Linked DNA regions of Mus musculus: all the other regions are linked to region 2. Evidence: chromatin loops called from intact Hi-C (ENCODE). Cell type or tissue: left cerebral cortex. All regions are shown on one strand.

Region 1 (5,000 bases), 110 kb after region 2:
TGCTGAAAGTCTTGTTTGTGCACTGCAAAATATAACCTTCAAAACTCTTAGCAAAGGGATCTTTTAAGATAACAGTCAGTTTCCATTCATTTGAAAACAATACTTAAGACACTTAGTAAAGACGATAAAAACTAATTTAGAGTTACAAGCACATTTTTGATACCGTTATGAGTTTCTGGCCACCGCTCTGTGAAACTCAAAGCTCATAAACAACAACCTCTGTAATTTTTGTACTTATCTTTACTTCAAGTTTGAATTGCGGAGATCAGTTCCAATTCTCTTTGACTTGGTTTTGATTCTCTAAATAGCCACACAGGACTTACAAAAGTGTCATCTCAGTGGTTACGGTATGAGGAATAAAGGGGGAGTGGTGATTATTTCTGTAACCGTCTTAACTGCAGAGAGCACGGTTGTTGTACTGATTGGGTGCCTGGGGGGGGGGCACTATGCCAAAACAGATCTCCAGAAAATTATGACGCAGGCAAAGATAAAAATTACCATCTAGTTCTCAACTGTTTGTGCTAAACAAGAGATGTAGAATTTTGCATGCAGTGAGAATGGCCTTTAACTCCCCCTTTATTCCTCATACCGTAACCACTGAGATGACACTTTTGTAAGTCCTGCATGGCTATTTAGAGAATCAAAATCAGAATCAGGCAAGATTATTTGCCAAAGATGTAATTCAGTAACTTTCTTAGCAGCCCTGTCAGACAACATTCCTTACTATGCACTAGGTTAGCAGCATGCTACTGAAACCACAAATGATATGTACAAGACATTTAGCTAAGGTCCTCTGTCAGGACTGACTTAATTCTGGATGGAAATATCTGATAAATCCCATCTAGTAGGGTACAGAAGTGGGCCCTCACTGTCTTTGTGAGCCTATTGCTATTATTTGTGAAATATGGCTTAGTGGATGACTCTAACACGTCCAGCATCTGTATAATTATTTTTGCCATAGGGAGAAACTCGTTGTATATTGTTCTCTGTGAGAACTAAATATTTTATTTTCCCTCTTAAACAATTCAGCTACTTAATCAAGGATAAAATGTGCACTGCATACTCGAAGACAAATATAATTGAAGATTTTTTAAATGTCAAACATGCTTTCCCTGAATTGCTTAAATGAGAACCACTGTCTCTGTGTTTTGTCTTCACTTTCCCTGACCATGACTATAATTTCAGTGACATGGTAACAGAGAAAGGATCAGACAACCCCACTTCAAGCCTCTGATGAATTACCTGGGTGCCCCTGCAGATTACAGCATCCTGTTTTGCCTGAAGCTCATTTCTTCCTTCTTACCTGTGATCCCATGCCTACCCTAGATAGGAAGCAGGTAATTGCATTTATTAATTGCTACTTTGAGATGCCTTCATCAACAAGGAGGCAAAAACACATGGAAATACTCAGAACATACACAGCTGTGGGAGACTCCTATTAACCCTTTGATGTGCGGTGCAGTCGCTTACATAAAGTGGAAGGCCATTTATAAAACAACTTCTCCTTCAGGAATTTCTTTCAATTCTTCACAGGTTATGTAAGCCAGCATCAAGGCCATTAAACCAGGAGTTGCTAGAGCATTTTTATTTAATACCTGAGGATAATACTGAAGGACTTATCCAAACAAGAGTTCCAAGTTAGGCATGGAGGTAGACACCTGAAATCCCAGTAGCTGGAAGACTGAAGCAAGAGGATCAGAAGACGTATGCCATTCTTAGCTAAATAGGCTAGCCTGAGCTACATGAAATCATCTCTCAACCCTTGCCCCCGCCCCAGAAACAAATTCCAAATCCTACCTTCTCAAACCCAAATATGTCTGTAGTGAAGACCTTTAAATGGTAAAACATTGCACCCTTTTGGCTTATAGATACGTGGTAATATATGCTTGTTCTTCTGCATTCCTAGGGTTTATGTTGAAGTAGCATGAACAGCAAGGCTGTTTTAAGGATGCATCCTTAGAAAATATTTTTAAACGAAGCTGCAGCTGGGCATGCAACTTACTTCACAGGCAATGAGCAAGCAAGGAAGCAGGGCAACGGGGCATAACAACTGAAATGAGCATTAGGAATTGTTTGCTACTCTTGAGCAAACTGAGTGTCATTTCTCCCCAGTTCTGGCCTCCAACAGTCTATACAGTGAAGTTGGTGATGCACAGGAACTACCTCGTGGCTTATCTTTGAGGAAAGGGGGAGAGGGGGGGGGACATATCCAGAAATGCTATTTAAACAAATGGTTTAATGGCCTTTGATGCAAGACCAGGTGGGAGAGCAAGGGATTCAGGCACCGTGAGACAGCTCCAGACTTTGGGTTTTGAGTTAGCAACATTGTTAAGAAGCAAAGTTGACACAGTTTCTCACCAGAAAGGCTAGGTAGCAAAGCGATGAAATTTGTTTCTGACATAGTGTTTCTGCCAGATCCTGGCTTACCAGGCTGGCTTCCTGCCTAATCCCCGGCATTTTCATCAGATTTGAGGAAGGAATAAAGCCAGCCATTGGGTATTAGAACATATTTCTAGAACATTTTGGATCTCTTCTATAAATAGAGTCACATCGCCATGCTACTTTAACAAATATTGAGAATATGAGACCACAGATTTTAGATTAAAAGTATGTACATGTAAGCAGGACTGCTGTCTGCATAAAAACGTGTGAGTTTCCTCTCTGTATACAGGCATTGTATGAGTCGCACATGCCATAACTTGTAGGGATCTGTTTTAAATGTCTTGCTTAAATTACTATGTTAAAATTTAAAAGTCAAGCAAATCACTACAAGACATGTCTAAGACTAGCAATCAAAATGTGACATTTTAAAAGAAAACCAGCATATCCCTAAGCCCAAACTATACCACTTTTTTTTTTAAGGTTTAATTTTTTTTTATGTCATCTTGATGATTTTTCCCTCTAGGGAGTCATAGATACTTTCTGAGCAACTCCTCAAAAACACAGAATAAATATTGATGGTAGAAGAGAGCTTGACTTCTCTAGGAACAAGGAGGGAGATGAATCCTGCCATGCCTTTGAGATTCTGTCATCAAGGACATATTGAGCACATAGGAACCATTTTTATTTCTCCTGGATTCTGACTTTTTTACCTGTACTTAGCCATTGAAGCATTTTACTGCTTACTGCATGAGTAGACGATATTATTATTTCAGCTCTCTGGCTATGTCACTACTCCGTGAATTCTCTGCTTTCTTCTTCCTTCCTGTAAGACCAATTCCCCCCTCAAACTTTTCCTTCCTGCTCTCTCTTTTCATTGTCCTTATCATTCCCCCCCCCCACACACACCTTTTCTTTCTTTTTGACACTTCATACATATGTCCCTAGAGATGCGGAGCCAGAAGGCTTTTTTGTCTTAATTCTATCATCTCCATTACCAGCTTGGTTCAGTTTTTCCAACAACCAAGTCATGTAACATGGGTACATTATAACAACCAAGACATGTAGCGTGTAATGTGTATACATTAGCATCATAAAACATATATATGCATATGTGTATGCATATATATATATATATATATATGAACATGTGCTTAATCTGTTTACATAATTGACAATGCTTAGTGGAATGTGCCATGACTTGACTGATTTTTAATAATTTGCATATTTAGGCCTCCTTATGCATAATCTTTAGACCCAAACTGATTGCAGAGAAAAATGAAGAATTACGCTCTAAAACAAAAAGTGATAACTTAGCATGGAGTGCTCTGCATGCTACCCTTGGCAATGCATTCCTTCTTCTTACCTTAATTGGTACACAGTTCTGTATTAGGGAAATATTTGTGTTACACTATTAGATCTTTATAGTAGATTTTTCCATTTTACAGATGCAATAAATAAAAAGCGATTGCTTTGGGTGGCTACAATTATACTTAGCATGTTTTTATATTTTTGTTTATTAATTTATATTGCCTTAGTGCTTAATAATGAGAATCAAATGTGTCATAATCCTCCCTATATAAGAGACTTAGTTTGCTCTTGGTGATCACAAACAAACAAAATCTATAATCATTAAATCAAAGTCTGTTTCTTATTGAAAAGATGAGGATGTTTTAATATTCTGTTATTTCTGCTATGCTAATTTTGAGGGGATTAAGTTCGTTTTTAAAAATTAATCAAGCACACATTCTTAGTCTATTAAAAAAAAACTGAAAAGAATTTCAAAGCCTATGCCATAACTCAGTTTTCCTTTAGTTACCACTGTATTATGATGATGTCAGATTAGGAATCCCATTTTCCTCCTTATTTCTAAATTCCATAGCTCTAAGGTATCTGATACCCTTAAGGATGCAAAGAACCGTGATTGGAATAGTAGGAGCGTTAGCTGGGCCATAGCTTCCTGATGCCCTCTCTCATTGCTCTCCTTGGCACTCACAGATAGAGTTTCTCATTGCCCCTCACCTAGCACTGTTAGGAAACGCTTGAGCCTATTGGTGCTTTCCCTTCCTAGTCCTATTTCTATGTTCCCCAAGAAATCAGAACCAAACCCTAACTGTAAATTAATCCCATGTGAAGTCTCTCTGCTGACATCTTCTGTCCTCAAGACCAGATTTAGGAGGAAACACTAGAACTCATGATCATTGCAATATGAATTAATATCACTGGCATCATGGATTCTCTTATATAAGGAAATAGAAATTATCATTGAGGTTGGATTATGGAAATAATGGAAAATTGTTTGAATAGACTAGACCTTTGTAGGGGCTCTTAGATGAGGAAAATGCCATCGCTGTCTTATTTCTCCATACATATCAAATACTTTCCCACATGGTTTGAATTCTGAATCCTATTTAATAACATTGATATGGTTGATAATATGTCCATATCTTTTAATAAGAGAATGATGGAAAGGAACATTTAAGGAACTTGCCCATGGTTATAGGATGCAGTATGTCATGGGTAAATTCTTAGTCATCTGTTCACTGTGGCAATACATATTATTATCCTTGGACATATAAATGGCAGATGAAAAAGAATAGAGGGTGTTCCATAGTGGATAA
Region 2 (5,000 bases):
CAAAGCAATATTTACATGTGTCTGTAGATACATAGATGGATGGATGGATAGATAGATAGATAGATAGATAGATAGATAGATAGATAGAAGATATGATAGGCAGATAATAAATTGATTGATTGATTGATAGATAGATAGATATGATAGACAGGTACATAGATACACAGATGTATAAATTGTAGATAGATATGATAGACAGATTGGCAGATAATAGAGATAGGTAGGTAGGTAGATAGATAGATAGATAGATAGATAGATAGATAGATAGATAGATAGATGGATAAATAGAAAAACAGACAGACAAGAGTTATTATATACACAGACACATTTTCTTCTTTTTCAGTCAGGAAGGCATTAGAAAAAAATAGTTGAAAATTTTATCTGAAAATTCTTTTATCATATGATATGTTTTCATTAATTGATTATCACTATAATTATTTGTCCTAATTACTGGTTTTATCCACATTCAGATAAATATTGAAACCAAATAGACAAAATAGTCTATTCATTCTCCTTTTCCATTCACCCATTTAATAAATATTTACTCATTTGAGAACAAAGATTATTCTGTCATGGGACTATCAAGTATAAATATAAAATCTTTAAATATAAAATTTCTATCTTGAGAATATAAAAATATTCATAATGTGAATATTCATGGAAAATGTGGTACAATCCATGATTTAAATAATAATACGTATAATATACAATGATAGCTACATTTTTATATATTGAATTATTCCAAAAACAAGTAAAACAAAAAAATTTTAGCAACAAACAAAAATTTCCTACTAGTGAAACTGCTCAATTCTTTGTTTTTTTGGCAGCGACCTACCCTCAGTATGAACTCCCCTGTAACTTGACGATCTCATTCTTTATTAATCCAATTTTACACTCAACACATAGTTACCCTCACTTACCATCTTACATGGATCATATTTAGAGATTTTAAATGTCTGTTAATGCCATTATTCAACATTTATTCAGAGGCAACTATAAACCCCTTTCTGGAAATTCCTAAAGTGAATTAGGCATACTTTCTGTTTTTACATAAGTCAGTAGAGGGAGAGAAATATATCAAAAGCTATTTAAATGCACTATATCCAAATGAATCCTGGGACTGCATGGGATTAACCCTTATCCTAGCCTGAAGGGCAGAAAAGATTCCTGGCAAATGCCTTCTCTATGCTGCAATACTAAACGTTTGAGGAGGGAGGTAGTCTGCACAAGGCTATCAATAGGGAAGACAAATACAGCACAAGGTAAAAAGTGGCTCCCATGGAGTCCTGCAAACCCAGGCAAGAGGCAGGGGAACTAGATAGTGAGAGGCTACCATTGCTCTGCTATAAAGCAAGGACTTCTAAGCAAAAAGAATTATATAGCCATATTTCAACGTGAAACACATGTTCCTATCCTTGAGATGGTCACAACCTCAGGAACCATCTTAATCCTTACAGAAGATCAATTGGGCTTATTCCTTTAAGAAAATCAGAACTTAGAAATAAGGAAATAAATTCAAGATGCAGCAGAGGACTGCCGGGTCTTGCTTGACTCAGTAAGAGAAGATGCACCTAACTCTCAAGAGACTGGAGGCTCCAGGGAGTCGGGAGGTCTGGTAGGGTGGGAGGACAGAGACATCCTCTTGGAGATGGAGGAGAGGAGGTATGGGATGTGGAACAGTCAGAGAGCAGACCAGGAAAGACTGGACTGTAAAAACAGATTTAAAAATATTAAAAAAAAAATGCCTAGCAGTGGTGATGAAATACAGAAAAGGCAAATAGAGTGACTTTTCTTGTTTCAAAAAATTTCTCTCCCTCAAGAAAACTGAGAGCTGTGAATCCTGAATTTCAGGCTTCGTCTTTAGAAGCATCTATTTTAGGGATTGGAACATTTAAAGAGCAAGACTGTGGCAGGTTGGCATGTGTGGGAGGAGTGAGTTTTGTGTACTCTGCATGTTCTGAGCAAGATCACCCAAGTGGTCACAAGGAAAGATGATCAAACATAAAATTAACCTTTTGCATTCTTCTTGCTAAGAACACGCCTTTCGGTTGACATTATCCGAAGCTTAACCCAGAAAAAGCAGCTTCTGAAGTTGCCACAGCGATCACAGAAAAATATAACTTTCCCTTCCTGTGAACTAAATGAAGCAAATTATAGTGAGGGCTACAAGAAAGAAAATTACAAGTTGTCATCAATTTAGGCAATAGAGTAATAATTTGAATAAAGAACTTTCCCTATTAGTTTTGTCAGATATTTTTTCCAGGTGCTAGAGTCGGGTGATTAACTATCCAAGTGTTTGCCACAGGTTCACACATGAAGAGCTTTCACCCTTAGCAACTTCAGTGGATTTGAAATTACCTGCAAATGTGTCTATGAGGGAACTTCCAGTGATGTGTAACAAGAGGGAAGGAAGCCCCATCTGAAGGACAGGGGTCCAGGGCTGAAGAAAAAGGAAAGGAAAGCAGCAGGTTGAGTGACAGCATTCTTTTGCCTCTGTTGTTTTGAGGAAGAAGCTGGATCATAGCCATGTCACAGTATTATCTGTAACACGATACAAATTACTCCATCAAAAAGTGAGCCCAAAATAAAATCTTTCTTTTGCATTGACTTAAATAAAATACCCATCACAGCTTTAAGAAATGAAACTAAGCCATGTAATATCCGATAGTCTTACTCATTTACCAAAAGGCATAAAGAAAGTGATGGTCAAGAAGCAAAACTTTGTTGACAACACAGAAAAATGTGTATGTGTGTGTGTATGCGTACGTGCATGCATTCATGTGTGTGTGTGTGTGTGTGTGTGTACTGGATCTTTGTGTTCAAATGTCATAGACCAACCATTGTGATTTTAAGTTTATACTCTGAGCATCTCTACTGTTGTATGATTCAAGAGGATAACAAATAAATTTTAATAAAGACATTTCATTTGTCCCTCAAAGTTTGAAAATCATGGTTAGCCAAGATTAATAAACTTTATACATCAACTTAGAAAAATTATTTTAAAATCCATAGCATGAACAAGAGTAACTCTTCAGCATGCTTGAACAAACACACTTCTGAGTGCTGCTGACTTCCTTTGGGAAGATCTGTGTGGGGATCAGGTTAGGCACTATTCTGTTACTTCATACTGTATAAGACAATGGCTTCCCAGACAGAATATCATCTACATGATGCACACTTAGTAGAGTTAATAGATTATAACTATTACCTTTGAAGGACTAAATATAACATGAATGAAGTTAATGAAACATTAAAGCTACTGTTAACTATAAATGACAGTCATATACAAACGAAGTATGAAATAATATATGTCTTTTAAAGTTATATGTCAAGAAACAGTATCAATGGGCGTATAGACAGAAAAGCTGTCAGAAATTATTTTGGGAAAAAAAAGTGGAAAATATGATCACTTCAAAATGTAATTTTACTTAATGAGATCTATTAGTCTACCCTCCATTCTTTCCTTTAAGCTTATACAATATGTGAGACATCTATAGGCATGCATGTGCTGGATGTTAATACATATTTACCATTGTGATTATAGATATTATATTATAGATATGTGTACTGATCATTTCCTAAGGTTATTTTCAGGGCTAGAATGTGCTTCAGTGATTAGCTTTTACCCAACCTACACAAATCTCAGGATTAAGCCCCAGAACATAAAAAAGTTGGTTGGTTGGTTGGTTGGTTGGTTGGTTGGTTGGTTGGTTGGTTTTTAAGTTAAACATGGGAAAGTACCTTTGCACATCTTTCAACTTGTTTCAGTAGTGTTATGAGTTTCTCCCCATTTCCCTAGAAATAGCCTTACAGAGCAAAATGCCCGAAAATTTATTCTATGAGAAGTATTCTACAGCCTTGACATATGGTCTGTTCAGAAACCACACAAGTGCTGTGGGCCTGTCACTTTGAACTGATGTGGTATTCGTAATGCTACTTTAACTCTCAGGGTATTGCCAAGTAAAAGAGATCAAAGACAGTAGTAGGAAGTCAAGGTTTCACAGCTAACTTCTCTGGCAGAGAAGCCACTGTCACCTCTTAGCCATGTGCCTCTGTAGGGCTGTGACAGACTTCCACCCTACACTCTGCTAGTTCATCTGAAACAAATGAGTGGAACAAGTTTTTGAGTTAGGAGAAAAAAATATGAAGCATAAACTTTGCTAAAATACTAAAATACCGGAATCATTTCCTCCTAGGTCTATAAACCACACCACGCTCTGTCCTACAAAAATACAGCCAGATCTGTGTATGTGATAAATAAAATGGTTTGATTCATCTATGGTGTTCAAAAGATGTCTGTCATAGAATAAAAATGAATATTCATCCAGGTCAGTCAATCTAATCTATCTGGTCATTTTCATCACATGATAGGGATTGCAAGCACATAATATAACCAATATTATAAGTGCCTATAACAATTTAAAGGCCACCATTAGAGGGACCTCCTCAGTGACCCCCTGGTTTGTTCAGGTGTAATCAAATGCAACAGAATAAAAGATGAAATTGAGCTGTGTCATAAGAAAATGCACCCAAGCAGCTTTGAGGGATTATAAGTGCATACAGGCAAGAGCTATGAAAGGAGAAGATAGAATGTCAGACTCCATTATAATTACAGAATCATTGGTGTCTGTATTTCCTTCTTACAGGACTCACACAAGATCAAATAAACTAAGTATCACAGTAAAGCAAGAACATGACTAGATCAAAAGGAGAGTCCTAAGGAAATGGAAAGATACAGTTTGAAGTTGGAGGTAGGGTGACTGAGGAAAATGAGTGGCTCTAAAGTCAGACCACGAAGGGGAATGGCTTTAGTAATGAAGATCTGGCTGAAGATTAAAATCAAGATGATAAAGAAATTTTAAAAGGAGGAAACGGGACTAGACTTTACACTATGGTTCTATGGCTTGAGAGGAGAATGCAGAGGGCAGCTGTCATTTTGATCACAAAATAGCAAGGATACATACACAGTATCAGTATAATGTCTCTTAGTGGATGTCCCT
Region 3 (5,000 bases), 100 kb after region 2:
AGAGTTCTGATGAACTAGAAATGTCTGTACTATCCACCCAATGTATGTATATTCCACCAAAATGTTAATTTATTTATATCTCTCTTATGCAAATATTTTCTGAGGTCCACAGAAATCCTTGTCTGAGTTTGTGCCTAATGAATTTCTAGTTTCCAAATTCCCTCATTCCCTCTCTTCCCATGAGACACACCTCTGTACTCTGTGAATCGGTCCAGTTTAGTTTCTATTCTGATCTTGTAAGCTAAAAAATGGCAAAGAAATCATTAAAACAGGAAATAGAAAAGTTCAATGATAAAGGAATAGGAAATTTTGACATTGAGACATGGGTTGTGTAAAAAGATTTTTTTTTTAGTTAATAAAAGTAGGGCTTTGTTTATGCATAGAAGCAAAACATTCAAAGGAGAACACAGGTCTGAAAATAACAAGTGATTAAGGAACGAATCAATACCATATACTCAGGAAAGGAGTTGGGTTGATGGTAAAAGAGATAGGAATCCTAAGTAGGAAAGTAGCTATAAGCAGGCTAGTAAAAGTGAAAAAGAACGAGTCAAATTTATTGAACTTTCTTTTTAACAAACAACGGTGTGATGTGAAGATGAGAATTCATACATAGTGTCTTCAATAAGAATATATCTTGGGACTAAGAAGATGCTCAGTCAAGTTCTTACAAGTGTGAGGAGCTGAGTTCAGTCCTTAGCTCCCATGTAATAGCCAAGTGTAATGCTACATGCACTTGTAATTTTAGCACTGGGAAGAGAGAGGCAGAAGGTCTGTGAGGCTCAGTGGCCAGCCAGTAGAACTTAATTGCTGAGTTTCAATTTGTGGTGATTTGAATATGCTTGGCCCATGGGAAGTGGCACTATGAGGAGGTGTGGCCTTGTTGGAATAGGTATGGCCTTGTTGGAAGAAGTGTGTCACTGCATAGGTGGGCTTTGAGGGCTCCTAGTTCTCAAGGTCTACCCAGTGTGGAAGAATCAGTCTCCTGCTGGTTGCCTTCAGATCAAAATGTATTTCTGCCTACACGGTGCCATGCTCCGGATAATGGACTGAGCCTTTGAAACTGTAGCCCAGCCCCAATTAGATGTTTTCCTTTATGAGAGCTGCCTTGATCATGATGTTTCTTCACAACAATGAAACTCCAACTAAGACAGAACTCAAAGAGACTCTGTCAAAGAAGGCAGGTGGCATTCCCAAAGACAATAAGTTTTCCTGAAGATAATAACCCGGTCATCCCTTGGCCTCCATAAGCATATGTTCTTTCACAGACAGACAGGCACACACACACACTTATAAAAACATGATGTTGATACTGTACCAACCAAATAGGACCAGGCAAGGTCTTGAATGAATTCCCAAATGGCTGACAACAATATGAAAATATAAAGGAGAATCAAAAACTTTGGTCCCAAAACAAAACAAACAAACAAACAAACAAAAAACCCAAAAATAAAACAAAACAAAACAACAAAAAATCTTACTTTGTATCCAGTCAGTATATATAAATAATCTTCTTAATATTGATAAGTAAAAATGCTACTAATTCTAAAATTAAGTACAGTGAAATATGCCCAAAGCCTATTTCTTATTATAGGCAGCTGTCCTCTTCAAGAAACACTGAGGGGTGGGGTGGGGGAGTTCTGACATATCCATGTCCCCTAGAATACTTTCCACTGAAGGACACTGTGGGTAGCCTATGATGTGGACAGAAAAAACGAAATTGCCTAAAATGATGATAGACCCAGGGTTTGGAACAGAAATTCAAAAATTCTATATTCCCATTCCATTCATTAACGTGTTCTTCTTTTTTCTACATGTTGCTGTTGGTAACTGGGAAAAATATGTAGCTTTTAAACTAGGAAAAAAACTAAATAGAGAGCAATGTATATTTTTAAAATAAAAATTTCCATTAGGTGGATATTATAATGCTTCTCTCATGCACTCATCTTCATTGGAGAATAAAGACAAATACTCAGTTTTTCTACCTGCTTTTACTCTGACCCACTCCACTCCCCCTTCTCTTCAGGCCTCTCCCCTCCTTGGCCAAACATTTCAAATCAACTTACAATGTCTGTTATCTCCTCTTCTCACCTATGAAACTATTTTCAAATAAGGTTTAGGGGCTTTTTTTGGAAAACCGAAGGTGCATATTACATAAAGTTACAAGTTGAAGGTGTATTATTTTCTTAGTTTACCTCTGATTCTAAATTCTTGATAATGCAAACAAAGCCCAAAACAAAAGGGTTCATGTCCCAGAAGGATACATTTATGTGAAAGTGGCCACCTTTGGGCATATATTCTGAATCTTAATCTTAAACATTATATAAATAGAAGAGATTTAATTACAAACCTGAAGAAATGTGTTACTGTTAATTGAATTCTCTCTACAGTTACCTTTGCACACCAGTGTTAATGAAACTCCAGTTCAAAGTGGATGAGTTTGGGGAATTGCGATCGCTATTTATTTCCTTACCTGAGATGCCAGGATCATCCTGTCAGGAAAATAAAGAGCCCAATTAGGGGAGTGCTCATTTGTGGCTATTGATCAACTTTACAAAAACTGCTAAGATTTCCAAGCAAAACAAGAGGTTCTGAGGGCACTGAGCAAGGTCAAGCGAGTGGGAAAGAAAAAAAAAAATCTCTGTTAGTGACAAGAAAGCATTTCACCTGTGGAGTAAAAGGCTCCTGCCCTTGGGAGCTAGACTCCACCCCAGGGCCAGCCAGCCTGCCCTCCCGTCCAAGCCTCTCAGCCTCCCTGTTTGGCATCTCTCGGTATTACCAAGCTATAAATTGCCCAGGAGCTTAGAGACAATCAGGTCACGGCTGCTCTCACGAGGGAAAAGCTTCTTACTTCCGAGCAGAAGGGTTCAGCTAGGAAGAGGAGGGAGAAAGCCCTTTAGTCCCCCACCGTGCGGGCGGGCAAGGGGTGAAGAGAGACGGAGACAGGGGGGGGGGGGGCGAGCACAAGCCCAAGAAGGTGGAAAAAGCGTGCCTAGCAAGGTCGCACTTGACCCAAGTCTCCAAACTTATTGGTCGCTGCATGGAAACTCCCTGGGCGCTCGCTCCATTGCCTAGCAGCTGCAGCTGGGTGGAGCCTCGCTCCTCCGCCCCACCTATGGATGGACCTTGCATACAGCTCTGGTCCACCACACCCTTCCTGGGCGGTCTCTAGACATCTAGCTGCCCTGACATTATCGGAGCCTGGCTTCCCACTCGAGTTCAGACGGAATGATGTGACTGGTCTCCCAAAGCAAGAAGGACCACCTCTATCTCAGTAGTCCTGCTTCCCCACAACTCCGCGGTGTCAAATGGCCAAAGACAAACTTCTGCCTCTCTCGCGTCCCAGCTCCCACCTTTTCAACCTAGAACTCACACATATCGAAACTCCTAGGATGCTGTGTAGATCTGGGCATGCTCAGTATCAAGGCAGGTTTTGATTGAAAGTTAAAAAAAAGCTTTGTATTAGGCTTGCTTCTTATCCAGTGCTTATGGCTTACTGAACAGGTTGAGGGCATTCCCGAGTCTACCCACCGGGTCTAGAAAATTATCTTTTAGTGTTTTCTCTTTGGGATCTGGTCTCCTCTTAGTTCACCCCACCCCCGCCACTCTCCTAAACCCCTCTCCTCAGGTCCCTGTCCGCTGTGGGGATGGAGAGACTCTAACAGTACTGGGCTGGGCTCCGTTGCCTGAGAGGAGCCACCTATTATCAGTGCTCTCTGATTGGCTCTTCTGAGCAGCGTACCTTGGTTGGAACCAATCAAGAGCCGGGGCCGGGAGATGATGGGCGGCCGCCTCCTCACTGGAGGGATTCCTGGAGAAGCTGCAGTGTGGGGATGCTCTGACCGAGTTCAGCCCCCAGTGTCTTTCCTCCTCCTCCTCCTGCAGCGACAGCATCCGCAGTTAGCAGTGGGCAACTTGAGGCTGTAACCGGGGCAAGCCCCCAGGGTCCTGCTCACCCAACAGGGGGCTCAGGTCCCCGAAGGGGTGTGTGCAGGGCGGGGGCGGCCAGCTGGGACCAGCTGGTGGCCCTAGAAAACCTCACCCACACCCACACCCACACACCCCTTTTGTGTTGCAGGCTGCCCCTCTGAGAGCGGAGGCAGCGAGAGAGTACTCGTGTGCCTCGCACCGGTCCGCGGTGAGAGCAGCGGGGACCAAGACTCGCACCATCTCCCGGTCGGTCCTCGCTCCAGGTAAGGCAGCCCCACTGGCAGCGCGGCCACCTCGGTGGTACCTTGGTACCTCTGCGCTTCAATCTGTCGAAGAGACGTAGGTACACTTGATTTGTGGCGATGGGAGACCTAGGGAGGGATCCCCCCGTAAGCCTATTGTGAGAAATGCAAGACCACAAGTGCATCTCCGGGGAAAGCACTTTGCACAGGGCTGGTGATTCAGAACCAGGAGTTGATGTTGGGCATCCCCCATCTTCTTGCTTCTTCCATTCTCTCCTCTGTCCTCCACCCCCCAGCCCCCTCTCTCCTCCCCCTCCTCCTATTCTAAGCCAGTACAGCCCCCCACCCCCAACGGGGGGTGGAGGATTGTCTTTCTTACAGGGAAGAAGGGCAGTGAAGAAGAGAAAAAAGATTTCTTTCTGTTGGAGGGAGGATAGATTGCAACCCCGTGTGAAAATATGAGTCCAGGAAGGGATGAAACCACACAGGGAATTAAACTGAATGAGAGTAGACAAGGAGACCAGCTTCTGCTCTCAGAAAGGAAGTGTCAAATTTGAATCCATCTCCTCCTTGCAAGAGGCTACAAATGGAACAAAAATAACCCAACACTCCAACCCACTTTCAACTGCTTAATTGCTGCTGCTCTCCTGTGCCTGCTATCAGAATCTTCTTGTTTGCATCTGTCCTGTGGGGCTGACAGTTTGGGATAGCACCTCAGGGTCACTGTCTGAACTTTGAGGGCTTGTTGAGTTTGTAAAAATTAAAACTAGATCATCACCCTCCCGAGATTTACCCAGGTAGCCTTTATAGTGGGAGGGTAATAACATGGGA
Region 4 (5,000 bases), 230 kb before region 2:
CATTTATATGCACATTGTCTATAGTATAAAAGTATAATGAAATATAAACATACATGTGATATTTTCTGTGTTAAACAAAACAGGATGGCAATTTTATTTGGGAGTTTGCTGTTAAAATATCTAAGTACACATGAAATTTTCTATTTCTTTTCAAGATCTAATAATAACTTCTTCTCTTGTGGCAAAGAAACTTAATAGTCTGCTCATAACATTTGAGGCAATGTTTTTCACACACTCCCCCCACCCACACACACACATACACTGTTTTTTGAAAGTTCTTGATGAGGTTCAGTAATATTGAACTTAGGTAGTTTTCCTTGTATTGCTTCAAACATTTTGATCACTTTATTATTTATTTATTTATTTATTTATTTATTCATTTATTCATTTGCTCAGCATACCACTCAAGGGAGGATCACAAGCTCCCGTGACTCCATCCCACTCTCTTCAGTGATCTTGTCATTTTCTTCTTTGGCGTACACATTTTACATAGTCACCTGACTCTTTCATATTTCATCCCTGACTATATCCTCTAGTCTACAATAGCTAGTCTGTGTAGTTTTCATTGATACTACTGGTGCCTCTACAGGTTGCACATATCACCCACTGGATTATTATAGACCACTTTTAATTTGTCCCATCTTTCTTCTCATTATTCACCATACTGTCCTAAGATAGAGTCTATGACATCTAATGGGGAAAGGGGCCCACTTTGCCTTTGCTTTCTTCTCTTTCTTTTCTTTAACTTATAGTTTTGTTTTATACTTTGAAATTAAAATATAACTACATAGTATCGCCCACTTCCTTCCAATACTCCCATATATACCCCCTTTCTCTCTCTCTTAAATTCATGGGACATTTAAAAATGTTTTTACCTATATGCTCATGTTTTCTTAGCATGCGGTCAGGGCATAAACAGGTTTACTATAATTTCTCTTCAGAGTGAACTCAGATTCTCATCATCTGGTGAAATTCTGGCTTTAGCTGAGATACTGTCTTGAACCTTCTTGCCTCTTTCTGATCCTTTGCTTGCCTGCTCTCATCTTAGCAGCCATGCTTTTTTACTCAATTATTTCTTGGGCACAGAAAAAGCAGATGTACCAAAAAGATGGAGGACACCCTTCAAGAGTATATAAAAATGATTGCACTTTAATTTTTCTCAGTGATACGTTACTCTGACCACAGCAAATATCATTAGCAGGGTAATGAGGCTGAAGCAGCAGAGCAAGCTGTATTTGAGAAGGGAAACAGAGCCAGAGCGGACAGACGAAGGCAAGTGTGAGAAGAGCTCTGAATATCAACCAGATAAGATGTCCTCGGATGATAGAGTTGGTAATAATTCAGACTGAGGGGGTTAGGGATAAAACTGATCCTTACTGATGTCAACAACATACATACTGCTCTTGGTGCCACTATACAAGAACTGGCTTCTTTGCAAGTTCATATCTCTGCTCATAGTTATTCTTTCTTCCTCCTTTTTGTTTATATTTGCTTACATATTAAACTTGATATGTATGAAGCAAGGGGTGAAGTCAAGCCTCACAATCTTTTCTTAAAGATTTTCTGAGATCAAGGTTTAATCTTATCAGAGGAAATGTTTTGGCTATACTCTCAATTAAGCTTAAGTCCTAGTAGTTTAATAACATAGAGGTTATCTTACTCTCATAAATAAATGGGCCCTAGGGAGTATAATGGTTGGCTTTGTGAAAGAATACATTTGTGTGTGCTATATAGAAGATATTTCTGTGCAGCCAGTCACTCAGGAATCAGTGCTTATAAAATCTTCATTCTCTCTAGCACAAAACCCAGTTACCTAGACATTTCTAACTCAAATTTTTTTTCAGGAAATTCATTCTAGTCATGTAACTAGGAGGAAGGAAAATTGAGTTATTGCATAAATAGACAATCTGCATCACGGTAAAATCGATGTATCTAGAATTAGCTGCGAAAGCTAAACTATTGTAGTCTAATCTCGCATGCATCTACACATTGTATGAATGTCATGTGTGCCTGCATTTTAAACACAAAAATTGGACCAACTATTCTTTAAAAGCATCATAATGTCTAATCGCACGCTATTTGAAAGCCTCCATATGACATCAATAGGCCATGCGTCAGTAAATTTACTTGCTAGTTTGGCAGCAGTGAGTCTTAATATTACATATGTATTTGTTTTGCTCATTTTTCTTAAAAAGGGAGCAGAAAAAAAAACATTAAATCACACTTGCCTGGAGATTCAAAAGTAAAGTGATTTGTGGGCGGAAGTGATTTATGCATCATATAAATAATATTTTTTTGAGGCAACTGGAGGTAGCATTAAAAAGCAGCATAGCCACCACTATTCTATCCAATTATTCTAGAAATTCTTATTGTCGGTAGATGCAGTGCTAGGAAATTGAAGAATAAACAACAGATTTGCTTGCTGTTCACATGACTTGGGCTGCAATTTTTACAGCAATAAAATCCATTTAGAGAAAAATTAAATTTCAAGCTAAAAAATATCCTGGGCTAAGTCTAATGAATAATGAGCTGTCCAATCAACTCACCTCTGACTGTGATGTGTTTATATCTAAATCATCCTCCGTCTCACATTATCCTCAGTATTGCTGGATCTGAGCTCTGGTCACTTAATAAAGTCCACTGGGAACACTCAGCATCCGATTATGCAGCTAATGAAATATAGGTCCCAAAGTATTTCTCTTATGGTAACACATTTAGAAACAAGGCCTAAGCTATTTTCTTCAAATATAGACCCAATATTTATTTCATTACAAGCTATCCCCAGAGCTATTCTACATACTTATATCCAGTATTATAGAATTTCATCTCTGTTACAGTTCGCCATGATTCAGGCCTCTGCTGCCAGCCTGGGCCAGGGTTTTGTGTGTTTAGAACCAAGAGATGCTCTCTTTCAAAGTGGACTTTTTCCTTCTTTTACTCTTTGCAATTTTCTCTGCATCCAGTATTGTGAACCTGAAGTTAAATTACATCCCAAGTCGAACAGTAATTGCATTTGATGCCTGGAGTGGTGAACATCAATTAGTTACAAGTGTTCAAAAGGCTCCTGACTGGCAGGTTACATTAGTCTTGTATGAGGATTTTAAATTGCTTCGAAGGCATTTTCAATCATGTCAACAGGTGGCAAAACTTTTGAATGACTTCGCCACTTGTCTCTGTCACCATTCCATTAAAACCCTCATTCATCTACATTGTGTTACAATGCTCAGTGCTGGCACCTCTGAGCTAAAAGAAAATGTTACTTCTCACTCTTTCGTTTTTACTTTCACTCAAAGGCATATTGTAATCAAGGGAGAGGTAAGAACTTCAACCTTCAACCGTTTGCAGGACAAGTTTCAATCAATGCAAGGAAGGAACAGCAGTGTCTAAAATTTTCATAGGCATGCAATCACCTGGGGATTCTGTGAAAATGCACATTACAGTTTAACAGGCTCGTAATCACCTTGGACTCTGCATTTCTTGTTAGTTCTCAGGTGATTCTGATGTTGTATGTATGCCAACCAAATATGAGTGGCAAGGAATAATACCTTGGTAGTCTGCAAAGCTAAGGCCTATCCACTCTTTTTAAGACTCTCCCATTCTGATTAGTGGGAAAAAGTCTAACTTGTTATTAAAGTGTATACATAAATATTTCTGAAGATTTTTTGGTTCACCTGGCATTGATTCATTTTTGATCAACCGCAACTCCTGGAAATAAACAGATTTTAGTAGGAAGCTAGCAGTCCTAGTTCCTTGCCCCAAGGAACCTTACTCCTACATGCGTCTATTCTGGGGGATGAATAGAGATAAGCAAGGGGTTTTACACAGCCATAAAAAGACCTACCTAAGCATCCCTAGTATTTAATATAGTCCTTGACACATACTCACTTTTTCCTTGAAAATAAATATTGAATTAATAAAAAAGTTCAGTGTTGTCAATTGGAATGTTCAACAAGTTCAACTGTCAGATGTTGATACATGAAAGACTGTTTCAAGGATTTATACAGTTGGAATATGCTAATCTTTCTTCTTACAGCATATTCTCTTACATAAGTGAAATAAATACCAAAGTACTGTGAAATCCCTAGTCATATAAATGGTTTTCTTTCTTTCATTCTTTTTTTTTTTTTTGGTTTTTCAATACAGGGTTTCTCTGTATAGCCCTGTCTGTTCTGGAACTCACTTTGTAGACCAGGCTGGCCTCAAACTCAGAAATCTGCCTGCTTCTGCCTCCCAAGTGCTAGGATTAAAGGCGTGTGCCACACACCCGGCTATGAATGGTTTTCTTAAAAGACTGTCATTATGAGAAATGATGTGTGTTCTAATACAAGAAATAATGTAGGAAAGGAATCACCAAACAGAAAATAAAACAGATACTTTAAATAATTACTGATTAGTAGATGGGAGAAGGTAGAAGATGAGACCATAAGAAATTTGAGATAATGGATTGCTATGTAAAATGTATTCGGTCCAACATCAACTATATTTTTACATACTAAATGCATAAAAGGAATGGTGGGCGAGCAAGCTGTTATGACTCTTCGTCAAAAATGTCGAGTCATTTTAAAAGAAGAGACTCTTTTTTCTATATTAGATAAAATTCAGATAAAAGGCCGGGCGTGGTGGCACACACCTTTAGTCCCAGCATTGGGAGGCAGAGGCAGGCAGATTTCTCAGTTCGAGGCTAGCCTGGCCTATAAAGTAAGTTCCAGGACAGCTAGGGCTATTCAGAGAAACCCTGTCTCGAAAAACCAAAACAAACAAACAAACAAAATCAGATAAAAGATACCATGTAAGTATTAGGTAGAGTATGTATTCTCTCAATAAATATTTACTAAATCTTTCTGTGTTCCAAGGAAAGAAGAGTCTAAGATCTTGGGACAGCAGTTAACAAAAGTGAAAATTTAGTAATCTCAAAACATGTATATGTACAAAGAGAGCAATTTCAATGCATGTATATGTATAACAAGAGTTAAAATAAAGACATATTGTATTATGAAGTA

Evidence for each region. A loop is a pair of places that touch in the nucleus more often than their neighbours do. Peaks named below come from ENCODE experiments on the same cell type or tissue, not always from the same donor. Only the 100,000 strongest peaks of a DNase experiment are listed, where the experiment ranks them.
Region 1: it touches region 2 in a loop (4-fold over the local background); 5 of 42 quality-filtered maps call a loop at or near these places.
Region 3: it touches region 2 in a loop (4-fold over the local background); 5 of 42 quality-filtered maps call a loop at or near these places.
Region 4: it touches region 2 in a loop (2.3-fold over the local background); 2 of 42 quality-filtered maps call a loop at or near these places.

The regions. Positions count from the first base shown.
Region 1 is chr10:109,001,120-109,006,119 of GRCm38, reverse strand. The region is part of intron 1 of Syt1 (synaptotagmin I); the gene reads left to right. Among named protein-coding and RNA genes, the nearest start is that of Syt1, 7.4 kb to the left of the region's middle. In left cerebral cortex, no CTCF peak of the experiment used is centred here; DNase peaks (open chromatin) are centred at 443, 2,035 and 2,365; H3K4me3 peaks cover 1,799 bases; H3K27ac peaks cover 2,932 bases.
Region 2 is chr10:109,114,258-109,119,257 of GRCm38, reverse strand. No RefSeq gene overlaps it. Among named protein-coding and RNA genes, the nearest start is that of Syt1, 110 kb to the right of the region's middle. In left cerebral cortex, no CTCF peak of the experiment used is centred here; a DNase peak (open chromatin) is centred at 1,913; H3K27ac peaks cover 1,793 bases.
Region 3 is chr10:109,009,766-109,014,765 of GRCm38, reverse strand. Syt1 (synaptotagmin I) reads left to right here and starts at 3,791. Exons shown (of 11, transcript NM_009306.3): 1 at 3,791-4,190. In left cerebral cortex, a CTCF peak has its summit at 3,099; DNase peaks (open chromatin) are centred at 3,155, 3,767 and 4,486; H3K4me3 peaks cover 2,413 bases; H3K27ac peaks cover 2,320 bases.
Region 4 is chr10:109,342,635-109,347,634 of GRCm38, reverse strand. No RefSeq gene overlaps it. Among named protein-coding and RNA genes, the nearest start is that of Gm23041, 23 kb to the left of the region's middle. In left cerebral cortex, no CTCF peak of the experiment used is centred here; no DNase peak of the experiment used is centred here.